Regions from separate parts of the Mus musculus genome. Here region 1 is linked to region 2. Evidence: chromatin loops called from intact Hi-C (ENCODE). Cell type or tissue: heart. All regions are shown on one strand.

Region 1 (2,500 bases), 410 kb after region 2:
ACACCCGGGACCCAACCAAAATGCTGGAGTAGTCTATTCACCAGGTTCAAGTGAGAATGCTTGAATCCTACTTAGAAGGGGGAACTAAATAGTCATAGGAGGCAAAGAGAGCAAGAAATCTGGGTGAGAGAGGACAGGGAGACGAGAAGAGAGGGCAGGACCAGGCATGGGGAGAAACAGAAGAGAGGCCCAAATGTCCAGGAGAATAAATGAAAATCTGAAGTTGCTGGGGCTGGGGGATTCTCTAGGAAGTCCCAGAGATCCAAGATGTGGGAGGCTCCCAGGAGTCAAGGCAGGTGGCCTTAGCTGAAATGCTCAACAGTGGGGATATGGAAACTGAAGAGACCACGTCCAGTAGACAGACAGCATACTCAGTGGAGGAATGGGGACACCCACCTACAAGTCCTATGACCCCAAATTGGTCCTGTCTGAGACAAATGCAGGGACAAAGATGGAGCAGAGACTAAAGGAATGGCCAACCAGTGACTGGACCATTTTGAGATCTATCCCATGGACAGGTACCAATCTCTCACACTATTAATGATACTATGTTATGCTTGCAGACAGGAACCTAGAATAGTAGCCCTCTGAGAAGCTCTACCCAGCAGCTGACTGAGACAAATGCAGACACCCACATTAGACAAACATTGGACAGAGATCAGGGCCACCTAAGAAAAAATTAGGGGAAGAGTTGAAGACCTTCAAAGAGATGGCAAACCCACAGGAAGACCAAAAGCTCAACTAACCTGGACACTTGGGAGCTCCCGAAGACTGAGCCACCAACCAAAGATCATACACTGGCTGACCCAAGGCCCCCAGTACATATGTAGCCGAGAGCTGCCTTGTCTGACCTCAGTGGGAGAGGATGCACCAGAGTGGGGGGATGCAGGGTGAAAGCTGCCTTCTCAGAAGCAAAGAGGAGGGGAGATTTGGGAAAGAACTCTTCAAGGGAGGACAGGAAGAGGGAACAGCATTTGGAATGTAAATAAATAAGTAAATAAATAAATAACTTTTTTAAAAAAGAAAAGAGAAATATGGATTTCAATAGTAATTATACTTTTGTGGATATCAATCCATATTTGCCATGTTAAGAACTCAGAATTGCCGGGTAGTGGTGGCACATGCCTTTAATCCCAGCACTTGGGAGGCAGAAGCAGGTGGATTTCTGACTTCGAGGCCAGCCTGGACTACAGAGTGAATTCCAGGACAACCAGGGCTATACTGAGAAACCCTGTAAAAACAAAACAAAAAAAGAACTCATAATTTTGAGACATTTGCTTTATGAAGAGTTTATTATCTGATTGTATGCAGACTATTTCAAGAGAAAAATAGCTATTTTCCAAATTACACTGATATGATAAATAATAACTAGAATGTTAACTTTTGTGCATGTTCTCACCTTTTCCATTTGTATATCCTTGCTTAGCTTTCTGGCTGTTTTGAAAATCAGGAATGTACCTGTTCAGAGAAATATGTCAGAGGGATAATTTATACACATTCATTTTTCAGTCCTCCGTCTCCACCTTGTGTTTGCTTGCCAGTATTACAGTTGCCTTTAATGGCCAGAGGAGGGGGACAGAAACCATTAAGTTTCAGCAACTTTTGATCTGGGAAACCTGGATGATCAGAATACACAAGAGCAACCAGTGCTCCTCACTTCTGAGCCCTCTCCCCGATCAAAGAGGATTTGTTTTCATGAGCATCTTCAGAAGAGTGTAGTTCATATCCAGAAAATTCCACTTCAGTCCCACGAGGTCTTTGGAGGCCCTGGAATGCAGGAATCTCTGTAGTATTGTCATCCTAGTTGTTAAGGTCAAAGAAAGTTTGCTGTCTGACAGCCCTAAAGAAACTAGGCTTGGCTATCCATCCAAAATAAGTCAACTGAAGAGACAAGAACTGGGAAAAGAACTGGGGCCTCACTGGGTATGCTGTGGGGGAAGATTTGCGGGACACTAAATCCAGCTGGACTTCAGTCATAATGACCTAGAATGTCCCCTAAAGATGACACCAACTGGAGAACAGGTGTTCAAAAAATTAAGCCTATTGAGGGTATTTCTCATTCAAACTATCACAGAGCTTATCTGTAAACTGCACAACTAACAGAGAACTTGATTGTGAGCCCACTTTGTTTTAAGATTAATTTTTATTCTTTTTTACATGTATGTCAATATATGTATGAGGATGTACACAGTAACACCAGACATACTGGATATCCCCGGAGCTGGAGCAACAGGTGTTTGTGAGCCACCTATTGGAAGTGCTTGTAACTGAAACTGGGAACACTGCTATCTCAAGAAGCTATGGTAGCCACTAATTCAAATATTCAAACCCAGGAACACAATGTTGCTAACTTTCTTTTGCTGAATTCCAGAGCCTGGAACAGGGCCAGGCAGGTGACAGACTCCCCAACACTTACTTAGGACTAAATCTCAGGAGCAGGCTGTGGCTACCTAAAGGTGGACCTGGAGCAGGAATATAGAGGGATTGTCTCTTCCATTTG
Region 2 (2,500 bases):
GTTAAGAACAAATAGCTATAGATCTTGTGGACAGGACCTAGCAACTCATTCTGTTCTGTTCCTCCTGCTGAACTTTTTACCTAGCCAATATCCTGCTTTTGGGAACAGGTGGGTTCCCCCAGAATCAAAGCGATTCTGCGTCATCCCCCTCCCCATATCCTGCTTCTGTGGGCATAAAACCTGCCTGGGAAAAATAAAATTTGTCAGTTTGATCAGAGGGCTTTTTTTTTTTTTTTTTTTTTTTTTTGACTTGCTGTCTGTTCTTTGTGTTTCCTTGTTCTCCAGTCTCTCCACAGGTGTTTCCCCAGACCCTGTTCAACTGTCCTGCGGGTCGGGACAAACTGGTGCCTGAACCCCAGGAGATCACAGAGGAGAGAATGCCGCTCTTCATTGGAGGGTAGGCCTACCTCTCATCTTGAGAAACGCCAGAAAGTGACTTTGGTTCCACATGACGCCACTGAGCAACCTATCTTGAGACAGTCTGGGAGGAATAAATAAAGGGGCGCAGATCTTAGGAGAAATACGGTAAGACATGCCACCCCCCCCCCCTTTTTTTTTTTTTTTTTTGAAACGGTCACTTTTTGTGATAGGGCTCAAGGAGTCACTCAAAACGCAAAGAACTAGGGTTAATAAAAAGTATTTAATATAATTTTTAGATTTTGTGTGAGATATTTGTCCATGGTTCCCCCAAAAGGGAACAATTGATGAGAAACACTGGCGCAGAGTTGGCGATTGCTTTAAAGATTATTATGAAGCATTTGGATCTACAAAGATACCCGTTACTGCCTTTAGCTACTGGTTCCTCATTAATGATAGTTTTAGATTCCCAGCATTTAGTGTCCGAGGGGGAGCGATTTGTTAAGGAATCCGCCTCTCCCCATCCTCCACCACCGCAGTCGCTGGAAGAGCAGTTTCTTAAAAAACTGGTCCCCTGTCCTCTGCTAACCTAGCGATTCATACAGTGCCGCCTTCCCCTTTAAGGGAAGGATCCTTGCCCGCTTCACCCTCTGTAAGTGATGTTATGGATCTTTCCTTGCCTCCACTTATGGAGGAAATTAGGATGGCTGACCTTTATCCTTCCCTCATTAATTTTGGTAACGAGCTGCTACCCGCTGAGGAGGAGGCTCTCATAGGAGAGGTAGCTCCACCCAAACCCGCCACAATCGCCCTGGCTCCTCTGCTGAGAAATGTTGCTACACTCCCATCTTTCTGCCACAACCCTTTGGGATTTTAGATGCAGTTTTTGATCCGTCTGCCATGTCCAGTGCCCGCCATCAGTTAATTGCTGAGGTGGCATTTCTGCGCAACATGGTAGAAACCGGAAATGAGCAAGTGCGGCTGCTCAGAGCTCTCCAGCAATTAGAGGATGAATGGCTTGATCTAACACCTCCCCACCCCGCCCCTGCACCTGCCTTTCATGTGCACCTACAGTTGCTGCTATCCTGGAGCAATGTGTCTTCCTGAGATGTGTTCTGTGCAGGCTGTGTCAGTCGCTCCAAATCACATCGTATTTGACCTGACTGACATTAATTTGAATATTGTGGATTTCTTTTCTGCTGCCTTTTCTGCTGGCAGTGAGTTCCAGGGCCAGCTGTGTTTCCCCTGCATAGGGTAATAGGAGTTACTAAGGGGAACTGTTTGCGAAGCTACCTCGGCCCCTAGGTATTGTTTTTTAGAATTTTTCTAATTTTTAGCAGCTGTCCTGAGATTCTTGAGTTTGAAGACATTTAAAACCCCTGCTCTGTAAGCATCCTCCTCCACAGCTAACTGGCTGAGCCAATCCAAAGGTCCCTCCCTCCCTTCTGCTCTGTTTGCAGCTGCTGCTTAATGATCCCCTTATACAATTTGTTAGGATGCATTCCTTGGTTTTCCCCAAAATTTGACTCCTTGAAGGCTCATTGGTGTTTACAGATGGTTCCTCAATAGGCAAAGCTGCCTTTGTTGTATAAGATCGGGTTACTTCAATGCAGTCCCCATATTCCTCTGCCCAGCTGGTGGAATTGTTTGCAGTCCTTCAGGTTTTTAAAATGTTACCAATGACCCCATTTAATTTGTATACTGACAGTGCTTACCTGGCTCATTCTACTCCTGTTTTAGAGACAATCCCTTATATTAAGCCTGCTTCCACTGCTTCCAAATTATTTGTGGAGATTCAATCCCTAATTATTAAAAGGACAGTGGCTTTTTTTTTTGTGGGACATTTGAGAGCCCATTCTGGCCTGGGTAGTCCTCTGTCGCATGGAAATGCCCTGACTGACGAGGCCCCTTGTGCAGCATTCCCTGCCCTACTTGATTCCATAGATTTGGCTAACCAGGCTCATGCTTTGCATTATTTAAATGCCTCTACCTTAAGCCAAATGATCAAGATTTCTAGAGATCAAACAAGAGAAATTGTTAAGTCCTGTGGTGGATGCACCACTCTGCTGCTGGTTCCTCACCTGGGAGTTAACCCTTGGGGACTCATCCCTAATGAACAATGGCAGATGGATGCTACCCATTT

Evidence for each region. A loop is a pair of places that touch in the nucleus more often than their neighbours do. Peaks named below come from ENCODE experiments on the same cell type or tissue, not always from the same donor. Only the 100,000 strongest peaks of a DNase experiment are listed, where the experiment ranks them.
Region 1: a loop joins it to region 2, with 2.6 times the contacts of the local background. A loop is called at or near these places in 4 of 42 quality-filtered maps.

Annotation. Positions count from the first base shown.
Region 1 is chr17:36,724,710-36,727,209 of GRCm38, forward strand. No RefSeq gene overlaps it. Among named protein-coding and RNA genes, the nearest start is that of H2-M10.5, 47 kb to the right of the region's middle. In heart, a CTCF peak has its summit at 1,539; no DNase peak of the experiment used is centred here; H3K27me3 peaks cover 274 bases.
Region 2 is chr17:36,314,268-36,316,767 of GRCm38, forward strand. It overlaps Gm33257 (a long non-coding RNA gene), which reads left to right. Exons shown (of 4, transcript XR_385570.4): 3 at 286-525. Among named protein-coding and RNA genes, the nearest start is that of H2-M10.1, 11 kb to the right of the region's middle. In heart, no CTCF peak of the experiment used is centred here; a DNase peak (open chromatin) is centred at 1,294; H3K4me3 peaks cover 1,361 bases; H3K27ac peaks cover 766 bases; H3K27me3 peaks cover 549 bases.